2 separate regions of the Homo sapiens genome follow, and region 1 is linked to region 2. The links are chromatin loops, found by intact Hi-C in ENCODE. Cell type or tissue: GM12878. All regions are shown on one strand. Each heading gives the region's core, and the rest is flanking DNA. Links, peaks and the distances in the headings are about the cores only. Region 1 has its middle 77 kb from the start of TENM3-AS2. Region 2 has its middle 130 kb from the start of TENM3-AS1.

What was found. A loop is a pair of places that touch in the nucleus more often than their neighbours do. Peaks named below come from ENCODE experiments on the same cell type or tissue, not always from the same donor. Only the 100,000 strongest peaks of a DNase experiment are listed, where the experiment ranks them.
Region 1: a loop joins it to region 2, with 2.0 times the contacts of the local background. A loop is called at or near these places in 1 of 110 quality-filtered maps.

What each region holds. Positions count from the first base shown.
Region 1 is chr4:181,904,335-181,909,722 of GRCh38, reverse strand. It overlaps a transcript of TENM3 not described here and the pseudogene CCNHP1. Among named protein-coding and RNA genes, the nearest start is that of TENM3-AS2, 77 kb to the right of the region's middle. In GM12878, for the core only: no CTCF peak of the experiment used is centred there; no DNase peak of the experiment used is centred there.
Region 2 is chr4:182,016,613-182,022,000 of GRCh38, reverse strand. It overlaps a transcript of TENM3 not described here. Among named protein-coding and RNA genes, the nearest start is that of TENM3-AS1, 130 kb to the left of the region's middle. RefSeq lists enhancers at 2,604-3,113, 3,154-3,203. In GM12878, for the core only: no CTCF peak of the experiment used is centred there; a DNase peak (open chromatin) is centred at 2,790; H3K27ac peaks cover 2,573 bases.

The sequences.
Region 1 (5,388 bases), core at 179-5,178, 110 kb after region 2:
CGAACACCTAGCGTGTAGACATAAAAGGATTGGAAGGCAGCTCTTGTTCATTGCATCATATTGCTTTTTAAAATCTAAAAAATCATTACTAGATGATACATGAACAAATACAGTATGATGTGGGTGGGGAAATTCTCCCCAGCTGTGCTGAGGCAATGAGCATGTGGATCTGGAAGAACAGCAGCCGGGCTGAGTCACCACGTCTGCCCCCTGAGTTGTTGGGTGAGGCGGCCGGACTTAGGGAATTCTGATGATTTGCCCAAGGTGAGCTAGATGAGCTGAGTAGGGACTGTGTCTCTAATCAGCCATTTCAGTATGGGGCTTTGTCTGTGGCAACAAACATTCTGTGGTCAAGATGTGGGGAATAGACCCACCTGATTTAGTCCCCACAATACCACAGAAGGTGTTTATTTTATGAATAAAGATATTCGAAATCACAGAGATTAAATAATTTGCACAAAGACACAGGGCTAAATGATAGCAGAACTGGAATTTAAACTCCTATCTGACTCTCTCCATTGTTTATTGTCTTAAAGACAGGAGTGAAGATACACAAGTGGGAATTGATAAGGTGTGTAGGCAAAACAGTCAGCTGAAGGCTTGTTAAAATAGTCGAGAGAAATTCTTCTAGGTGCCAGTAGTATGACAGTAAGAAATGAATTCAGAAAGGAAAGGCAGAAGTCAAGTTGAAAAACCAGTGAAATAAAGATTTCCAGGAGACTCTATGGAGCTAGCCTATAAATGTTATGTTCAAATATTCTAATACCTATAACCAAATAGTGGGAGTACTAATAAAAACCTCTACACCTCGCTTGCACTTCTTTTTCCCACAGGCCAAATCTGCAATCCACTTTAAGGTTAATGGCTCTGTCTTTGAGGTATATTTAGTGTGTTCACCTTTTAAGGGTCACACACATAACTATGATAACCTGATTTATCACCTATACCGTGTAACACTATCTTTTACTCCAAACGAAAAATTAAACTTCCTACAAACTCCATAAAATGCATATTAAAATATCATGCACAGGGCGAATAAAAATTTTACATAATGACAGGTTTAATTTTGTTTATTCTCTTAGCATCTATTCTTGAAAACTAGGCCCCGAATTTCTCTATTTATGCTTCTAAATTCAGAATAGTCTAAAATGTCATTTTTATTATTCCTTATATTAGAGTGCTTAAAATTAAAAACATTCATCAGAAAATTGCTGTCTTTAAAATGTATCACCCAATATGGAATGTAAATATTATCTTTAAATATTTTAAAATTAAATTATTGTTTAATTTATGATTGCATGAGCACAGTGTAGTTGGGCTATGTGTGGGTGGACAGCTCTGTTCTCAGGCAGAAATATGTCCCTTAACACCACTTTAAAAGCCACAAACCAAAAACCTTCAGCTGCCAGACTGAGGACAGAAAGGTTACCGAAAGCCAAAGAGAAACTGTCACTACTAGACATTTCTAATCAGTCCCTAATTATTGAAAGTCACTTTAAAATATATGGGCACATTGAATTTTCAAAACTGCTTTTATGGAACTAACAACCTAAGAATCAACTGATTTTTTTTTCAGCAAAGAAACTATAAATAAATGCAAAGGAAGAAAGGATGGAATAAGACAAATACAGTGACTTGCACTCCCAGGTATAAAATATAAACATACGACCATTTGATTTAAAAATAGAACTTGTATAGCTTTAGCACTCGAGTCAAAAATACACGTTGTCTTAATAAGATGGTAACAAACCCTTATGTGCAAGAAATAGACAATATAAACTTCATATATGATGCCGGTTCTAGTTTGTAAATAGGAAATACTTCTTTAAATGCATGGAGTGTCTTATGCATTTCAGAACATTAAACGTTCATTGTTTCGTCTGAATCTTGAAACGCGGAGGTACCTTTCTACTCATTCAAGCAGTTGGCCTCGAATGTTCGGGGTCTGCTCAGATCCCGCTTGCTCTATGATTCCTGCGTTGGCTGCCCCAGATGGGAGTAATTCTCCCTCCTCTGAGAGCTTGTGGGGTGATGATCTCATAGGGCAATGGCGCTGTCTTGTGTTTGTCTTTCCTTCCTTCCTTAGGATGTATCTCCGAGCTGTCTCTCAGGTCACCTTCTCTCCCTCTTCCCTTCTCCACGTCTCATCCCTTCACTGTAATACCCAGCACAGGACTCTGGCCAGGATTTACAACCACGGTGTCTGTGGGCTGACATGCCTCTGTGTCCTGGCCTGCAGACAAGCCTTGTATGGTCTCTAGTGCTTGTCTGTGTTTACCTAACATTGAAAATCTTGGGAGATTTCATAGAAAAATCTGAATTTCCAGTTTCTTTTGAGGTAGTGGAAGATTTGGCTGCTCTGGGCCAGTCTTACTTCATGGCAGTGACTGGCTAGGGACACATGGGATCTTCCCCTTCAGGATTTGCCCATACACTCCAACTTGCCACGGTCCTCCTGGCTCCCTGTTGCACTCCTGCTTTGAAGCATCATCATGAATTAGTGACTACCATTTTTTCTTTAATGACAGAGAAATACCTATCTGCATTCTGATTTCTATTAAAAGTGAGTTGACAGGCTGGGCTCAGAGACAGGCGAATAACCTGAGGTCAGGAGTTCGAGACCAGCCTGGCCAACATGGTGAAACCCCAACTTTACTAAAAATAGAGTGCGGTGGCATGTGCTGGGTGTGGTGGTGGGTGCCTGTAATCACAGCTACTGGGGAGGCTGAGGCAGGAGAATCGCTTGAACTCACGAGGCGCAGGTTGCTGTGAGCCAAGATTGTGCCAGGGCACTCCAGCCTGGGCGACATAGTGAGACTCCATCTCAAAAAATAAAAAATAAAAAGGTGAGTTGACAAAAGAAAACAAGAAGAAGCCTAGTACAGTGGTGGCCCATGCCTGTAGTCCCAGCTACTCGGGAGGCAGAAGCGAGAGGATCGCTTGGGCTCAGGAGTTCCAGTCCAGCCCGGGAAACATAGCAAGACCCATCTCTAAACAAAAACAAAAACAAGAAACAAGAAAAAGCAAGAAAGGCCACTGGATGATTCCCAATCTGCAGCCCTCATTTTCAATATGGCTTGGCCCTATTGGCATTTGAGTTTGTGCTTTGTGTTAAAGCGAGAAACTTAGGAGCACAAAGTCTGTGATTCGTCACTTACTTCTTAACTGTGAAGCCCATCCTTCTGGTTTCTCATCTCAAAAGGAGAATCCGAGGTAGTTTCGCTTGAGGATTAAGTAAGGTAAATAAGTAATAACTATCACTCCTGGATAATAATGCTCACATGTGCATTTTTGGCCTACAAAGTAGATAAACTGAATGTATCTAGTCCCCAGTTTGTTGGAAACCTTCGGGAGAGTTCTCTCGTACAGGAGGAGACACTTGAACAGAGTTTGGAATACGAACTACCTTTTATACAGCAACGTAAATTTCCATCTGACTGTCCACAACCCCTATAGACCACTGGAGTGCTTCCTCACTGATTTAAAGACTTACTATGCAATGCTGGAGAATCCAGACATTTTGAGGAAAACAGATGATGAACTTCTTAATAGAATCACATTGATGGCTGCTTACTGTTTATACACACCTTCCCAAATTGCCCTGCCTGCCATTTTATCCAGTGCCTTCAGGACTGGAATTACTACGGAAAGTTATTTATTGGACAGTCTGATGTTGAGAGAGAACAGAACTTGCTTGTCACTGTTACGAGATATAATGAAAAGCATGAGAAATTGAGTAAAAAAGTATGTACCACCCAGATCTGAAGAAGCTGCTGTTCTGAAACCGAAGTTGGAGCAATGTCATTCTGCTGAGCTTGCACTTAATGTAATTATGAAGAAGAGGAAAGGCTGTGAAGATAATGATGATATCTCAAAGAAATCCAGACATGAGGAGGAAGAATAGACTGATGATGACCTGGTAGACTCTCTCTAGCCATTTCAAGTTGACTTGTCAATGCTAACTAATCAAGAGAATTAGGAAGCATACCAGGCTTTTAAGGTGAGCCGTGGTTGTGCCACTGCACTCCAGCCTGGGTGACAGAATGAATGAATAAATAAATAAATAGTGTATCATATGTAAACATCAAAACATATTAAACATTTCTATTTGCTATCTAATTTTTTTCTTTCATAGTAGTTCATGTAAAAGAAAACATCTTCAAAAAAGCCAGAAAAAAAAAAAAAAAAGCTCAGCTCATTATCTGCAACATAGTGGGCACGTTTTGTTACTATCCTTATCATGTGTGATGTTAGGAAATCCTTCAGAACTGAGCTCTTCCATGGGATCACCTCAGCAGCACAGGTTAGATTTGCCCAGCAGCTGGAACTCATGAATCAAGGCTATGAGTCATGATCTAATACATATTTGTTAGATACCTACTATGTGTCTGGCACTGTTGTAGATACTTGGTATCTATGTTGTAAACAAAGCACATCTGCTCTTATGAAGGCTTACCACCAGTAAGTGAAGGAGATAAGAAATACATACTTAAATATATATAATTATGCCAGGAACAATATGTGCTGTAAAAAATAAGGCAAGACAGAAGAATAGGGAAAACACAGGAGCATGTACTATCTGTATTAGTCCGTTTTCACACTGTTGATAAAGACATATCTGAGACCGGGCAATTTACAAAAGAAACCTTTTTGACTTTTTTGACTTATTTGACTTACAGTTCCATGTGGCTGGGGAGGCCTCACAATCAAGGCAGAAGGTAAGGGAGGAGCAAGTCACATCTTACATGGATGGCAGCAGGCAAAGAGAGCTTGTGCAGGGAAACTCCCATTTTCAAAACTATCAGAGTTCGTGAGACCCATTCGCTATCATGAGAACAGCATGGGAAAAGACCCACCCCCTCCATGATTCAATCATCTCCCACGTGGTCCCTCCCACATCATGGGAATTATGGGAGCTATAAGATGAGATTTGGGTGGGGACACAAAGCCAAACCATATCACTATTTTATATAGCTTGGAACAAAGAGACGGTTCTCCAGCAGGGACCTGGATGCAGTGAGAGAGAATCATGGAGCATTTGAGGGAGGGACATGGCTGGCAGCGAGGACAGAGTGTTGTGAACAGTGACAAAGAGGTCAGTGAATGAGTGACAGAGACTTGAGAGTTTTCCAGGGGTCACATCCCTTTAGGCCTTATAGGCCATACATAAACACCTAGATTTTAATTGTGATCAGAAATCCTTGGAATCGTTTTTTGAATTTTTAAATTTTTAATTAGTATGGGCATATACTAGTTTTATATAATTATCGGGTACATGTGATGTTTTGATACAGGCATACAGTGGATAATGATCAAATCAGAGTGATTGGGGCATCTACCACCTCAAGTGTTTATCCTTAGAATATTTTAATCTTGTAAGTTACATGA
Region 2 (5,388 bases), core at 151-5,150:
TTAGTTCTTTGAGAAATTTCCAAACTGCCTTCCAGAGGGGCTGAACTAGTTCACATTTCCACTAACAATGTATAAGGATTCCTATTCTCTGCAGCCTTGCCAGTATATGTTATTTTTTGACTTTTAATAACTGGAAGTTTTTTTCTGATTAGAAAGGTGATACATGCTTTTTTCAATAAGTAAATATTGAAGAGAGAAAGTACAAGATTGACTACTATTTACACTTTGATATTACATTTTCCTACTTAAATTTATTCATTCATTTGTTTATTCATCAAATATTGGGCACCACCAATTTCTAGAACATTCTTAGATGAAAGGGATACAGTGATATGCAAGGCTAGCTTCATTCTTGCACTCACAGGGCAAGAAGTCTAGAGGACCTTTAAACCAATGGACAAATATATCTTTATAAATTTTGATAAATTCTTTAATGGTAAAGAATGATGTTCTATGGAAGGATATACTAGAGGGTCTTTTATAATCTTGGGTGTATTTTAAAGTTTTCTGGGGGGGATTTGAGTGAAATATGACTAATCAGTAGAAGCATTTAGGTGAAGTGAGAAAGAGGAGAGGGAGAGGGAAGGATACGCAAAGGCCCAGGATGGGAGGCTGTGATGTGATCAGAAACTGGCAGGAACTATTCACAGTAGCAAAGACATGGAATCACCATAGGTGCCCAGTAGATTGAATAAAGAAACTGTGGTACATATACAGTGTATATGTACATGGGATACTACACAGCCATGAAGAAGAACAATAGTATGTCCTTTACAGCCACATGGATGCCCCTGGAGGCTATTATTCTAAGTGAATTAATGCAGGAACAGAAAACCAAATACAGCATGTTCTCATAAGTGGGAGCTAAACATTGGGTACATATAAACATGAAGATGGGAATAGTAGACACTGGAGTGGGTTGAAAAAGTTCCTGTGGGGTACTGTGGTCACTATTTGGGTTATAGGTTCAACAGAAGCCCCAACCTCAGCATTGCACAATATACCCATGTAACAAACCTGCAGATGTACTCCCTGAATCTAGAGAAAATTTGAAAAAAAAATCCAGAGGGAGAAATAGCAATAATAAAATAAAATAAAAATAAGAAAGAAAACTGGCAGGACTGATTGGCAAGGAGGATGTGGTACCAGGTGAGGCTGGAGAGATGGGTAGGCTAAGCCTTGAGAGTGAGTGCAAAAATGAGTTTTGAGTATTGTCCTGGGAGTGATGGAAAACCACTGGAGGATTTTAAGTTGAGAAGTGATATGATTTCATTGAAATGCTTACTTTGAAAGATGACTTTTCTTTTTTATTTTTAAATGGACATAACAGTTGTATATATTTATCGGGTACCTAGAGATGTTGCAATATATATAATGTATAGTGATCAAATCAGGGTAATTAGCATATCCACCATCTCAAATCTTTCTCATTTCTTTGTGTTGGGAACATTCAATATCCTCCTTCTAGCTATGTGAAATGGTATATTATTGTTAACTACAGTCATCCTACAGAGCTATAGAGCACTACAACTTATTCCTCCTATCTAGTTGTAACTTTTTTATCCTTTAACCAATCTCTCTCTATTCCCCCTTTCCCCCAGATTACTTTTTTAAACTATTTTTTAATTTTTTTTTGAGACAGAGTCTGGCCCTGTTGCCCAGGCTGGAGTGCAATGGCGTGATCTCAGCTCACTGCAACCTCCGCCTCCTGGGTTCAAGCAATTCTCCTGCCTCAGCCTCCCAAGTAGCTGAGATTACAGGCTCCCACCACCACGCCCAGCTAATTTTTTGTATTTTTAGTAGAAATGGGGTTTCACCATGCTGGCCAGACTGGTCTCGAACTCCTGACCTCAAGGGATCTGGCCGCCTCAGCCTCCCAAAGTGCTGTGATTACAGGCATGAACCACAGCACCTGGCCCCAGATTACCCTTAAAACACAGCCAAATACGTTAAAGCTATTCCCAAAGCAGTTCGGTCTGTTGGCTCCCATGAAGACTGAGTCTTCCACAACCAAGTAGAAAAACCCAGCTAGGCACAGTGGCTCACGTCTGTAATCCCAGCACTTTGGGAGGCTGAGGCAGGCGGATCAGATTGCTTGACTGAACTCAGGAGTTTGAGACCAGACTGGGCAACGTGGAGAAACCTCGTCTCTACAAAAAAGTACAAAAATTAGCTGGATGTGGTGTCATGTGCCTGTAGTCCCAGCTACTTGGGAGGCTGAGGTGTGAGGATTGCTTAAGCCTGGAAGGTCAAGGTTGTAGTGAGCCAAGATTCAGCCTGGGAGACAGAGCAAGACCCTGTCTCAACAACAAGAACAACAACAACAACCCAAGTAAATATCTTTTTCCACACTAATTTTTCCAAGAGAAACGAGGTCAAGGCTACAGGTCAACTTTGGTTTGGAGGTTTCTCTTTGATGTTTACGTACTACTTTGGTTTTTACTTTTTCATAACAGAACTGATATGTATAAGCAAAATGTTGCAGTGGAAAACACTGGGAGAATTGGTCTCTGTGTTGAATTGAGGGGATTGGCATTAAACCTTAGAGAAGCGAAGACATCACACATATAGCAAAGGGAAAAATGTCTAATCCACAGCATTTCAGTAATTCCTGCACTGTAGGTCATGAGGAGCAGAGGACAAGAGGGAGCTTTGACCAGTGGCGCTGGGTGCAAAGAACCAGGCCACAAGCTGGTGGCAGGAAACAGCCAGCATGACTCAGAGGGGGCTTGATGTTTTCACATTCGGTTCACAGGAAACTTTGGGGGTTTCCAAATTGAGGGTGAGGTTGCTATCAGAAGTATGGCCATCAGATGCTGTGTAGCCAAAGAAAGACACAATATCCACTAAAGGGTTGGTCTTTGAGAGTGGCTTCAGAAATGGAAAGGGAAATGTTATTGCTCACCAGGTAACCAGCCCAGGCAATAGGACAGTGAACTCCAAATGCGGCCAAGCCAGGACCTTGTTTCATGGACACCTTGCTGAGATACAACTTCGACTTGTCTTGGTTTTGGTAATGCTGGGGGTAGTAGATGCTTGCACTGTGATCTGGACAGTGCCCCCTACTCATTGGATGATTCTGGGAAACTCCCTTAGTCTTTTAAAGCCACTGTTTTCTTTACTATGAAAGTAGGAGTACAATCCTTGCAGGGTTACTATAGAATCAGATGAGGTTATGTACCATGTCTGGCACTAGGTAACCACTCAGCAAATATTAGCTATTATTAAATCTCAAAATATGCAGTAAAATATGATTTCTCTGTGTCTTGGTTTCTACATCTATGCAATAGGAAACAGCAAACTGTTAAATCAATTTTATTTGTAAAGCATGTAAGGAATCTGAAAGGAAAGATCACTTTATCAAAGTGAAATATTCCCAACAATACGATGGAAGATTTAATCTAAGCTAGATAAATATTATTATTCTCATTATACAAAGGTCAGAATGATGCTGGGAACTAAAGCAACTTGTCAAAAAATGTCAGAGTTTGAGATTAGAATGCTGGTTTTCCTAGCTCCTAGGAATACTGTTAGACAGAGGCTTTCTGAAGCAAATAATCCCCATCCATTCAAATTATTTCAAACACTCCAGATGATTACAACTCAGTCAATTTTTTTTTTTCTTCTTCCATTGAGCTTACATCTCTGAGTTAGGCAAATAGTTTAGTTAAGGAAATAAAATCCCACACGCTTGTGAGACTGCAGCATTGGCTAATCAGGGTGGATGGCTATAGAGGACAGAAGGCGAAGGATCTTCTTTGTAGAAATTTACAAGCAGACCAGAAGAAAGTTAGCAATTCAATCTCATACCACATAAATCAATTAATATTGAAAACCCAAAGAATCATCCCCTTCTAGGATAGTCATACACGGTAAGTTATCTGGTTGTACAAACCAAATAATTACTCATCCAGAATTAGATGTTCCCTAACTTCAAATGATCACAACATCATTTCCAGTTCTCAGGAAATATATAATATAATGTATTTTCCTGCCTCACCATAAATTTCCTGTGGTTTGCATTATCATTGCATATAATATCATAAGCTCCGTGCCTTGCTCAGTAGCTTTAAGACCTTTGTTCTGTTTTCTGTCCCTCTAAAGACATTGCCAATAAATTATAAAGTGACTTTAGTTTGTAAAATAGCAAAAGAAAATCGTCTTAGTTAATCTCTCTGAATGTGTTCATGGGCTCATAGGAAGTTCCAGTTCAGGTGCTAATGTAATCCTGTTATGCCGATCAATACTAAGACAATTTATAGGATTTTATCACTCCCTTCACAAGGTCCTCATGCAAAGCATGTAAGAACTACAAGAAAAATTCCTTTAAAAGCCTGTATCATTATTTTATAGTATGGGACTATTTTATTTAGGTCCTAGGCTCTTATCTAAGTAAGGAGGGCATGTGTGTGTGTGTGTCTGTATTTCATAATGTTAACACAATTAAACTTATTAACAAAGAGTTTATTGTGAAAAAATGATTCTTGGAAATCATATACTCCTTTGTAAACAGAAAAGGCTAAACATTATATACAAGTATAATATGATGTTCCTCTTTCACTACAACTTTAATCTTAATGACTACGTAAAACTCAATCCAGGAAAAAGTCCATTTTGTTATGCACACAAGCAAGCCAATTTTCACTAGGTAGAGTAGAAGATGAAAAAAAACAAGCCTCTCAACCAACCTGTATGTTCACACTTCACCAAACTTCCTGCATTTCTCATGCCTGTATTTTGGCAGGACAGGGCGAAGCACGGCGTGTGGCCTGGTGATAGACATGGCCAGGAGGGCAGGGTGTGGATGGGAACAGAGTACTCTGGTTGAAGGGGAGAGGACCTCAGGGAGCAGGACCAGCTAGCAGGGAAATTGGCTAAAGGCAGCTAAGTCGCTCTGTGGTCTGTATCTAAAATCAGCAAAAGACTTAATTTTGCCTGTGGTCTTGTCTATGTTTGGAATATGTGTCCATTGTAAGGCAAACAGTGAGGGTGTATTTGGCAAATTTTATGACTTTTGGTAAATGAACTCCTGATAAAATCCAGAGAAAATCTGACTAGCCCAAATTATGTGCTCTTTTTTACATTTTAAATTATTTTGAATTGTTTCATTTATAGAGACATGAAAATGATTGTTACTTTATAATTATTTTTTACATAAAACCAATCAATTCTGGAAAGACAATCTAAAGTGAATACTAATAACAAACTTCGAGGTAATTTTTTAAAAAGAATAAAGCATCTTTATATGTTAATGGCCTATGTTCATTGGTAAAGGAATCGTTATTAGTTTATGATGCTATTATTTAAAGATATGATGGGTATATTTTGGACCCAATCACCTATTTCCAATGCTCTGGCAAGCAAGTAAAAGTTGCCTATAGAGAATGT